2 separate regions of the Homo sapiens genome follow, and region 1 is linked to region 2. The links are chromatin contacts, found by POLR2A ChIA-PET in ENCODE. All regions are on one chromosome and are shown on one strand. Each heading gives the region's core, a stretch centred on a gene start or an enhancer-like site at or near the end of the contact. The rest is flanking DNA. Distances are from core to core; before and after follow the strand shown.

The links. ChIA-PET counts read pairs that join two places held with the same protein, here RNA polymerase II (POLR2A).
Region 1: POLR2A ChIA-PET joins it to region 2 with 13 read pairs in H1. The contact joins the promoter of LINC02166 here to the enhancer-like site in region 2. POLR2A ChIA-PET finds 5 or more read pairs at or near these places in 2 of 52 experiments (H1 and Panc1).

What each region holds. Positions count from the first base shown.
Region 1 is chr16:89,683,461-89,688,161 of GRCh38, reverse strand. It overlaps LINC02166 (long intergenic non-protein coding RNA 2166), which reads left to right and starts at 1,250. Exons shown (of 3, transcript NR_184152.1): 1 at 1,250-1,715; 2 at 2,487-3,352. It overlaps CDK10 (cyclin dependent kinase 10), which reads right to left and starts at 1,473. Exons shown (of 13, transcript NM_052988.5): 1 at 1,365-1,473. The coding sequence starts at 1,451. RefSeq lists a silencer at 1,039-1,288.
Region 2 is chr16:89,446,809-89,453,450 of GRCh38, reverse strand. The region is part of intron 1 of ANKRD11 (ankyrin repeat domain containing 11); the gene reads left to right. It overlaps LOC101927817 (a long non-coding RNA gene), which reads right to left. Exons shown (of 3, transcript NR_110932.1): 2 at 2,457-2,607; 3 at 1-193. Among named protein-coding and RNA genes, the nearest start is that of ANKRD11, 40 kb to the left of the region's middle. RefSeq lists a silencer at 3,311-3,390. Within about 2 kb of position 4,595, at least 3 of the 41 ENCODE cell types and tissues checked have a DNase peak (open chromatin) inside an H3K27ac peak, as active enhancers do.

The DNA.
Region 1 (4,701 bases), core at 1-2,500, 240 kb before region 2:
TGCAGTGAGCCGAGACTGCGCCACTGCACTCCAGCCTGGGTGACAGAATGAGACTCCGTCTCAAAAAAAAAAAAAAAAAAAAAAGCACACGTAGCAAGGTTTGAAACCTCACAGCCCCCATTTCCCGGCTTCCCTTCTCTTAACCCTCAGTATCAAACCTGGGCTCAAGCAATCCTCCCACCTCAGCCTCCCAGATTGCTGAGATTACAGGTGTGAGCCACTGGCCGCATTTGTCCTCAGTCTGATTCCTTCCTGACACCTGGGGACCGAGTCAGAAGCATCTGGCCTGTCACTCACTGATGGCCTAGTCTCAAACTCCCTTTCCCGCCTTAATTCCCCTTCTCACATCCTCTGCTTGTGCTCTTCTCGACACGCTTATTTCTGGGTGTCCAAATCCTTGTCACACTTCCTGAACTCAAAGAAATGCCAGGCCAGGCTGGGGGCGGTGGCTCACGCCTGTAATTCCAGCACTTGGGAGGCCGAGGCAGGAAGATCACTTGAGCCCAGGAGGCTGACGATGCACTGAGCCGTGATCACGCCACTGCATTCCAGCCTGGGCGAGAGCGCTAGACCCTGTCTCAAAAAAACAACAAAAAAGAAAAGGCCAACTCACTACTTCACCCCAGAGTCCAGCACACGGCTCTCAACGCGGTGAGCGCCTGCTGCACGTCTGGATGAGTAAAGTGTGGCTCCTGTTGTCATCCAGCCACGATCTGTTAATGATTCTTACTGAACACGTGGCTTGGCCTCTCAGAGCACCAGCCAGCAGTTAAAAACACAAACCAGCGGCCAAAGTTCAGGGCTCTCCACCCCCACCAGCCGTGCACCTGGGCAACACCGCCCAACGCCCAGAGGCTCTCTCCTGGTCTCTGCAGAGGGAGGCACCGGCACCTCCGCAAGGGACGCGCCCAGGGTTCGCGTGAAGCCGCCAGGCAGCGCTGGACCCCGCTCCATGCAGCCCAAGCCCAGCGGGAGCCTTCAAGCTCGAACTCGTCGCGGGTGTAAATTCTCCCCACAAACAAGTGGCTCGCGGCTCAGCCTGCAAAGCCCAGCTCGGGCGCTGAACCCAGCAGCGCCCGAGCTGGATCCCGGAGCTTGCTCTTCCCAAGTCCCGGGCCCGTCTCTCCGCGGGCGCGAGGCATCCCTGAGCCCGCCCCGGCCCCTCAGATCTCCAGGGACCGGCTGTCGGGGGTCCTGAGCCCGCCCCGCCCCGGCTTCCGCCCCCGCCGCGGGGAACTCTGGGACTGTCGTTCCCGCCCGTGCCGGAAGCCTCGGCGCGGCAGCGCGACACGAGGCTCCCCAGACCCAGCCGGGCAGTGCCGCTAGCGAGGCGGGCAGAGCTGCCCGGGTGGCACCCCGCGCACCCTGTGTTCCGGAGGCACCGTGAAGAAGCCCTCCTTACGAATACACTTCAGACGGATCTGCTCGCACTCCAGATCTGGCTCCGCCATGCCGAGCGCTGGCCCCGCCTCTCTTGCGCGCAGGCGCAGACGCGGACGGCCCCGCGGCGCAGGCGCGAAAGCTCCTTCCCGGGCTTCCTCTCCTTAGCAACGGTTACCAAGAGACGCTCCCGCGGGTCCGCCCTAGGCGCTGGGCTCCAGGGATCGGCTCCGACTGCTGCAGTTCGGGCCTTATTTTAGGGTGAAGCCCGGGCAGCCGACCCGGCTGCGCCGTAGTGGGAGGCCACGGCGATTACCCAGGTGAAGGTCTTCCAGGTGAGACGGGTTCCCCCAGGTAAGAAGGTCCTCCAGGTGGGAGTCCTTCATGTGGGGAGGTCCTCCAGGTGGGGGGGGAGGGTCCTCTCGGTGGGGGGTCCTCCAGGTAAGAGGATCCTCTAGGTGGGGGGGGGGGGTTCCCCAGGTGAAGGGCCCTCCAGGTAAGAGGATCCTCTAGGTGGGGGGGGGGTTCCCCAGGTGAGGGGACCTCCAGGTAAGAGGATCCTCTAGGTGGGGGAGTCCCCCAGGTGAAGGGCCCTCCAGGTAAGAGGGTCCTCCAGGTGAGAGGGTCCTCCAGCGGAGGGGGTCCCCCAGGTAAGAGGGTCCTCCAGTTGGGAGTCCTTCAGGTGGGGTGGTCCTCCAGGTGAGAGAGTCTTCCAGGTGAGAGGGTCCTCCAGGTGAGAGGTGAAGGTGAAGGTCCTCCAGGTGAGGGTCAGGTCACTTGGTCCAGGGATGTGGCTTCAGCAAGCATTTGGGTGCCTCCTCTGTGTTCAGGACATGGGGACTCCAGGAGACTGAAGGAAGCAAGTGGCAATGTCCATGCTGTCAAGTTCTGTCACAGAAATAAGCAGGAGTGAGTGAAAGACAGGAGAGAAGCTCTGTGAGGGGTGGCATTCAAGCTTAGCTTCTGGGCAGGAAGAGGCAGCTATGTCAGCATTCCCTAACAAGGTTTGGCAAAGTAGATACCTCCCCTCACTCATGGAAGACCTGACTTCCCAGGCTGGTAGAAGCTTCTCTCACAGGCACCTGCCTCTCCAATCTCTTTCACAGCCCAGCCCTGGAAGGTGGAAAAAGAAAAGTTGACATGGAATGTTTAGGAAGCACCATTGGTCCAGGTCCAGGATCGGGGCAGCCAGCATGTCCTCTAATCTGGCTTCACTGTTGAAATCCAGTCGAGCAAGCAGGGCCCAAACCACTGCGAGACCAGCTCGGTCGGGCCCAAACCACCGCCCACTGCGAGACCAGCTCGGTCGGGCCCAAACCACCGCCCACTGCGGGACCAGCTCGGTCGGGCCCAAACCACCGCCCACTGCGGGACCAGCTCGGTCGGGCCCAAACCACTGCCCACTGCGGGACCAGCTCGGTCGTGGAGACCCTAACCCAGCGGCGCTAGAGGAATTAAAGAAACACACACAGAAATATAGGGTGTGGAGTGGGAAATCAGGGGTCTCACAGCCTTCGAAGCTGAAAGCCTCGAACAGAGATTTACCCACATATTTATTGACAGCAAGCCAGTGATAAGCATTGTTTCTATAGATTATAGATTAAAAGCACTTCTTACGGGAAATAAAGGGATGGGTCTGGCTAGTTATCTGCAGCAGGAGCACGTCCTTAAGGCACAGATCGCTCATGCTATTGTTTGTGGTTCAGGAACTCCTTTAAGCGGTTTTCCGCCCTGGGTGGGCCAGGTGTTCCTTGCCCTCATTCCAGTGTGGGAGTCATGGCCATCATGAGCATGTCACAGTGCAGCAGAGATTTTGTTTATGGCCAGTTTTGCGGCCAGTTGATGGCCAGATTTGGGGGCCTCTTCCCAACAGCCCACAGCCAGACCTAGACTCCATTCAGATTGGTTTTGATCAGCATGTAGAAAATGGGGGAGTTGAGTGTGGTATACAAAATGGGGGTGTTGGCCAGGCGTGGTGGCTCATGCCTGTAATCCCAGCACTTTGGGAGTCTGAGGCGGGTCGATCACGAGGTCAGGAGATAGAGACCATCCTGGCTAACACAGTGAAACCCCATCTCCACTAAAAAATACAAAAAATTAGGCAGGCATGGTGGCGGGTGCCTGTAGTTGCAGCTACTCGGGAGGCTGAGGCAGGAGAATGGTGTGAACCCACGGGGCGGAGCTTGCAGTGAGCCAAGATCACACCACTACACTCCAGCCTGGGTGACAGAGTGAGACTCTGTCTCAAAAAAAAAAACAAAAAAAAAAGAAAATGCAGGTGTTGTGACCAGGCACAGTGGCTCATGCCTATAATCCCAACACTTTGGGAGGCCGAGGTAGGCAGATCACTTGAGGTCAGGAGTTCGAGACCAGCCTGGCCAACATGGTGAAACCCCGTCTCTACTAAAACTAACAAAATTAGCTGGGTGTGGTGGTGGTTGCCTGTAGTCCCAGGTACTCGGGAGGCTGAGGCAGGAGAATCGCTTGAACCCGGAAGGCGGAGGTTGCAGTGAGCCAAAATCGTGCCACTGCACTCCAGCCTGGGTAACAGAGTGAGACTTTGTGAAAGGAAGGAAGGAAGGGAGGGAGGGAGGAAAATAGAGGGAAGAAGAAAGAAAGAAAACAAAGAGCACGTGGAGAGAACAATCCTAGAAAACTGACGTAGGCTGTGTTCCTCTGAAGTCCATACACAGCAGGCAGGCGTGAAAGTGGTTTATGTATATAAATAGGTACCATTATTCTCTTCTGAGGTTTAAGTTGTCTAGCTTTCGTTCGCAGAGCTTTAAGAAAAGCACGGCTTTGGCCCGGCGCAGTGGCTCATGCCTATAATCCCAGCACTTTGGGAGGCCGAGGCCGGTGGATCATGAGGTCAGGAGTTCGAGACTAGCCTGGCCAACATGGTGAAACGCATCTCTACTAAAAATACAAAAAAATGAGCTGGCCATAGTGGTGCACACCAATAATCCCAGCTACTCGGGAGGCTGAGGCACGAGAATCACTTGAACCCAGGAGGCAGAGGTTGCAGTGAACTGATACCACACCACTGCCCGGGTGACAGAGTGAGACCCTGTCTGAAAAAACAAATAAACAAACAAAAAAAGAGAAAATAATAAAAGTTGAAAAACCTTAGGCAAGGCTAGAATCTAATAACAGGTATACTATAGTTTATTTTGAAACATAATTTTTCTCTCTCTAGTCTCCTATTTTTACCAAAGTGAAATCAGGTAGTACTGATTTGTTTTCAAAATAAGTTTTAGTCTTATTGTACTTGGCCTGGTTATTTGTATAAACTGTAGCAAGAATAAATATTTACCATGTAGG
Region 2 (6,642 bases), core at 3,346-5,845:
CTTGTCCTACTTAAATTAGTACTTTAACTTAGTTGAAATTCCTATTAGAAATTTTGAGGAAACTTCCATAAGGAAATGTGTGTTCTCCAAGGGATTCCTCTTCCATTTTAAGTTGGAAGTTGTTATAAACATGGTTATTGACCTCGAACAATAATTTTCTTATTTCTGGGTTTTGAAACGTTGATGTAAGCAACTGAAACAAAATTTAATGTCAGAGAAGTAGTGAGTATCTAAGAAATGCACTTAATCCCTGAAGGGCAGGGCAATAAAAACAAAAAGGAGCCAAGATATTTATCTTGTTAAATACTATTATGAAAACGGCAACAACAACAACAAAAAAGAAATGTGCTTCAGATGTTCTGTGCAGCCGGGCGTGGTGGCTTACATCTGTCATCCCAGCACTTTGGGAGGCCGAGTCAGGAGGATTGTTTGAGCCCAGGAGTTTGACACCAGCCTGGGCAACATAAGGAGGCCCTGTCTCTATTTAGAAAATAAAATAAAAGATGGTATGTGTTTATCCACGCATGTGTGATTGTATGAAAAAGCGGGCGTGTGCAGTTTCTTTCAAGAAGACCATGTGAAAACAAGAATCTAAAAGTAGTGAGGGGAATAGGACCTCTTAACTTTCAAAGATACCATCAAAGTATTCTTTTTTTTTTTTTTTTTTTTTTGAGATAGAGTCTCTCTCTGTTGCCTAGGCTGGAGTGCAATGGCATGATCTCTGCTCACTGCAACCTCTGCCTCCCAGGTCTGGAGATTTTCCTGCCTCCTGCCTCAGCCTCCTGAGCTGAGATTACAGGCTCCCGCCACCACACTCGGCTAATTTTTGTATTTTTAGTAGAGATGAGGTTTCACCATGTTGGCCAGGCTGGTCTCAATCTCTTGACCTCAGGTGATCCACCCGCCTCAGCCTCCCAGAGTGCTGAGAGCAGCATTCTTGATTAAAAAAAAAGTAAACAGCTGTGTCCTCACCCGCTGTGGTTTCTAACAGAAAGGTGTTACTAGTTTTAATCACGCCCAGGGTGTGGGAGAGAACTTGGGGTTCCTGGAGCCATTGGTGGCAGGACACCAGGCATGGTTGGTCCTCCCTACCTTGCCCTCTTGGCTTGTGGCTCCAGGGGAGTGGGGTAAGGGGTGCACTTGGCTGTAATTCCTGTCTCTAAATTGCAAATGAGTTTTTTTTGTTTTATTTTGAGACAGAGTCTCACTCTGTTGCCCAGGCTGGAGTGCAGTGGTGTGATCTCGGCTTACTGCAACCTCCACCTCCCAGGTTCAAGCGATTCTCCTGCTGCAGCCTCCCGAGTAGCTGGGATTATAGGCGTGTGCCACCATGCCTGGTTAATTTTTGTATTTTAGTAGAGATGGGGTTTCACCGTGTTGTCCAGGCTGGTCTTGAACTCCTGAGGTCAGGTGATCCACCTGCCTCGGCCTCCCAAAGTTCTGGGATTATAGACGTGAGACACTGCACCCGGCGCAAATGAGCTATTTGATACCAGAGGTTAAATTTTGAACGTCTAGACACATGTTTTAAAGATTTTTTAGGATTTTATTTCAGCTTGTACCCTAAACTTTAGGTCTTAGATTACCAAAGTACAATTATACAGATAGTTGACTTTTCTTTTTCAGTTTTTAAGATTCACTGAAATACTTTTTCCGTCATAAATTGATGCATTGTAAGTATGCCGTTCAGTGATTTTTAGTTAAGTTTGCTTACTAAAAGTAATTTGTGAAATGGGCCAGGTGCGGTGGCTCTAGCCTGTAATCCCAGCACTTTGGGAGGCCGAGGCTTGCAGATCACCTGAGGTCAGGAGTTTGAGACCAGCCTGGCCAACACTGCGAAATTCTGTCTCTACTAAAAATACAAAAATTAACCAGTCTTGATGGCATGTGCCTTTAGTAATCTTAGCTACTTGGGAGGCTGAGGTGTGAGGATTGCTTGAAAACTCGGGAGGCGGAGTCTGCAGTGAGCTGAGATCACACAACTGCACTCCTGCCTGGGCCTCAGAGTGAGGCTTCGTCTCAAAAAAAAAAAAAAAAAAGTAATTTGTGAAATCATCACCATAATCCAATTTTAGAAAATTTTTGGCACTTCAGTAAGATCCCTCCTGTCAATTCACAGTTAATCTGTTCACACCCCAGGCAGCCACTAATCTACTATCTGTCTCCATTGATTTGTCTTTACAGATAATTAACTTTTAAAACAAAAACCCGAAACACCCTTAAAACTATTAGCACTTGACCCACTTGTTAGGCTAGTCTGTAGAGATGTAGTTAGAATTCTGACATAGGCCAGGCATTGGCAAACTTTTTCTACAGAGGACCAAGTGGTAAAGAACTTTGCCAGCCATAGGTTTCTCTGTTGAAACTACTTAACTTTGCCATTGAAGCAAAAGCATGGCTGTGTATGGCTGTGTTCCAATAAAACTAAAACTTTACAGAAACAGTGCTTTGCTCACCTCTGATCACCCCGATCACCTCTGATTTAGGCCATAACTCTTAGCTGGGTGGTGAGCCAGCTGGTCTTCCCATGGAAACCAGGATTGGGCCACGTGGTCATTTACATTTTCATTAGTCATTTTCATGGCTGATGGAAGGCATATTTAGTTTCTGTGTGATATTAAATTGAACAAAATAGAATTTAGAATGTCTTGACAGGCCAGGCATGGTGGCTCACGCCTGTAATCCCGCCAGTTTTGGAGGCTGGGGTAGGAGGATTGCTTGAGGCGAGGAGTTAGAGACCAGCCTGGACACCATAGTGAGACCCTGTCTCTCTCTGTAAAATAGAATGTTTTGAGAATTTGGAGAAAGTAGGAGTTTAGGAATGTATGCATAGCGAAAGAGAATTTGGGAATGATAATCACAAGAAAGGCTTAGAGCTTGGGATTGTCAGCCCTCTTCTGCAATCAGTACTAAAACAAAGCGGGTCTAGAAGTTAAAACGAACTTTATACTTGCAAGTATTTGTTGAGGGTCACAGGAAAGTCCTAACTCCTTGTACACCGTCGGAGGGAGGCACAAGTTTGTCTTGAGGGCCCATTAGGGTGTTGCTGTCACTGTAAAAGCTGTTCTTCCAGCCAGGTATACTTCGTTGTATTCTTACATTCTGTCTCTGAGTCTTATGTTTTTGTTTGCTTTTTTACAAAATGGGGGGTGAATGTCTTAGGTACTTGAATTTTAAGTGAGTAGAAAGAATTGATGGCATATTTTCAGACAGCATCTGGCTCCCCGGTCTGAGCCAGCTCCATGCACAGGTCTTGATTTGGGTATGGAGGTTAAGAGGAAGTCAGGGTCAGAGTCAGAATCATGTACTCTCATCACTCAGGTTCTTCCCTGCAGCTGGAGCAGAGTGTGACACATTCAGTAACACAATTGTTTGCAAATCCTGAAGTCACTGGGTCTCTGAGAAACTGAGGGGAAAGAATGCCTTTTCCTGTTGTGAGATAAAGTGCTCCCCAGTGCTTAGGCAGGGCTCCCCTTGCTTAGGAAGGGCTCCCTCAGGGTGCTCAGTGAAGCAGGAGCTGGGACCTGTAGCCAGGACTGCATTCTTCAGTGTGGCTCTGCCTGTCTATGACTTTGATCATGTCACCTGCTTTCTGTTGCCAGTATGTGAGCACCTTACCTAGCTCACCAGGTTGGTATGCACACTTTTCTTTTTTTTGAGATGGAGTTTCGCTTTTGTTGCCCAGGCTGGAGTGCAGTGACACAATCTCGGCTCACTGCAACCTCCACCTCCCAGGTTCAAGTGATTCTCCTGCCTCAGCCTCCCGAGTAGCTGGGATTACAGGCATGTACCACCACGCCCTGGTAATTTTGTATTTTTAGTAGAGACGGGGTTTCTCCATGTTGGTCAGGCTGGTCTCGAACTCTCGACCTCAGGTGATCTGCCTGCCTCGGCCTCCCAAAGTGCTCGGATTACAGGCATGAGCCACCACGCCCGGCCTGCACACCCCCTTTCTAAGTATAGAAGAATGTGGAAGGGGTGTGTGGGTATAATTTAAAAAAAAAATAACGCATTTCCAGAGATCCTGGTTTAAATTTGCCCCATGATAGCTGCCTTCTCTCTCCATGTCTGTGTTTCTTTTTTTCTGAGACAGGGTCTCATTCTGTCACCCAGGATGGAATGCAGTGGTGGGATCACGGCTCACTGTAGCCTCGACCACCCCACCTCGAGTGATCCTCCCACCTCAGCCTCCAAGTAGTTGGGACTACAGGCATGCACCAACATTCCTCATGCCTGCAAATTTTTCTTTTTTTTTTTTTTTTTGTAGAGACTGGGTTTCACTGTGTTGGTTAGGCAGGTCTTAAATTCCTGGGCTCAAGCAATCCTCCGGCCTCAGCCTCCCAACATGCTGGGATTACAGGTGTGAGCCACCACACCTGGCCCATTTCCATTTCTGTGTTTCTATTCTTGCATTTTCTTTTTCATGTGTGATTTGAAGTAGCAAAGAATAAAAGAAGCTGCTTTATGATGGTTGATGGCTGCTACCAAGAACTAAATACAATGGTGATATGGGCAAGTAAAACATGAACAGATGCCAGGTCCGGGGCACTGCTTTGCTTGTGCTCATGGAGTGAGCCAGAGGTGGGTGGGGATAGAAAGAGCTCTCCTGCCCTGCCCGCATGCCGGGACTCACGTGCGCTCCGGTGGACGGGGCGGTGCTGGTGAGGGTTTTTCTAGGACTGCTAGTCCAGCACCGTCTCGTCTTGGACTTTGAAAATGATTTTAGGGTACTGTAAGGCCTCAGAAGCAGTTTAACTTTACTTTTAAATGTTAAATTCATTAAATTTGTGCAATTAAATGCCTGCTTTTAATTAGGCGTATTTGAAGATTATTTGGAAGGTATTTTTGTGCTTATGTCCTTTATAAAATACTTCAATTTTTAGTTTCAACTTTTGGTTTGAGAGTTTTAATAATATAGTAGTAAGGCTAATTTAAGAAAAAAGAAAATGGAGATTTGTGTTTAGGTGCTGTAGTAGGTTTGCTTTGGCCAAGACTTTGAGTACTTTCGTGTGATTTGGAACTCATGGTGTGAATTCTGACAGATCAGGGAGAAGTTTTTCTTGAGCACTAATATAACTTGTCCTTTCAATTCAGATTTTTGAGAAAAGGTTTCACCATTGGACTGTTTATGCTCATTTTACAGTTGAGACTTTTTCTTTTTATATTACATGGAAATAATTTGCACATATATTCTCCCTAACTAAAAACATCACCTATCAGTCTTACTGAATTCCTGTGCCCAGTGTCTGCAAGGTGCCCACTGTCTGCAGGGTGCCCACTGTCTGCAAGGTGCCCAGTGTCTGCAAGGGTGCATGTGACAAAGTCATCCCTGCTTCAGTGAGAGAATAGATGGCCCAACTCTCCATGCCTGTAATCCCAGCACTTTGGGAGGCCAAGGTGGGCGGATCACCTGAGGTCAGGAGTTGGAGACCAGCCTGACCAATATGGTGAAACCCTGTCTCTACTAAAAATACAAAAATGAGCCAGGCGTGGTGGTGGGCGCCTGTAGTCCCAGCTACCTGGGAGGCTGAGACAGGACAATTGCTTGAACCTGGGAAGTGGAGGTTGCAGTGAGCTGAGATTGTGCCAGTGCACTCCAGCTTGGGTGACAGAGTGAGACTTTGTCTCCAAAAAAAAAAAAAAAAAGAAAAAGTTATTGTATTTTAGGAAAATATTAGATAAATGCTGGTACATGTAATAAATACATGATGTTGGGCCAGGCGCGGTGGCTCACGCCTGTAATCCCAGCACTTTGGGAGGCCGAGGGCCTGCGTGTCCGGATGCAGTGTTCTTAGGGCCAAAGGTGGCTGTGTAGGAGGAGTGAGAACAGGTGGAATGTGGACACTTAGGGTACGAGGCCAAGAGTGGAGCATTGTTGTAGGATTGTGGACCACAGCAGGGAGTGTGAGTGCACGGATGGGGATCACGAGGACCCTCTGATTCGTAGGATTGTGGACGACAGCCGGGATGTGGGTGCATGGATGGGATCATGAGGACCCTCTGATTTGGGTGTTAGCTGTGTGGTTGCTACACTCTAGATCGTGCTATGTGATGTTTCTTTGGCACCTCAGGCCCCCTTGTTGAGGTTCAGTGATATCTGATGGAGAGGAAAGGGTGTTGGGGTGTTTGTGATAAGTCGCTGGATAGGGAAGAGAGGGAGGCATCTAGGGACCACTGTCTTTAGGAGTTTAATGAGGGCAAGGAATGGGGTAGTAGGAGACAGGGCAGCAATAGTGATTAAACTTTTGGTACTAATGGGTTGCAAATATGCATTGGGGGTGAGGAGGCCACTGGTGTTGGACGTGGAGCTTTGTAGTTGGAACGATGGACGTGCCCTTTGTGTGGGGGTCATGCAGTCACGTGCTCGGTGGCTTTCATGCAGTGTCTTCGTAGGGTGGGGAGGGATGGCAGGCATTCAGTTGGTGGCAGGTTGTGTTGGGTCCTTTCCAAGCTTTGCTTCATTCAGGCTTTAAGCAGGACCTGGCCCGTGAGGCACTTGGTGCAGAGTGAGAACACCTCGGCTGTCCCTGGAACTGCAGGGACAGAGGGTGTGTGGCAGGGTGACAAGCGGAGAAGCAGCTGTGGGGGCTGGCGAGAGCCTCTGTGCCCCAGAGTGGAGGAGGAGAGAAGCGGATGCTCGAG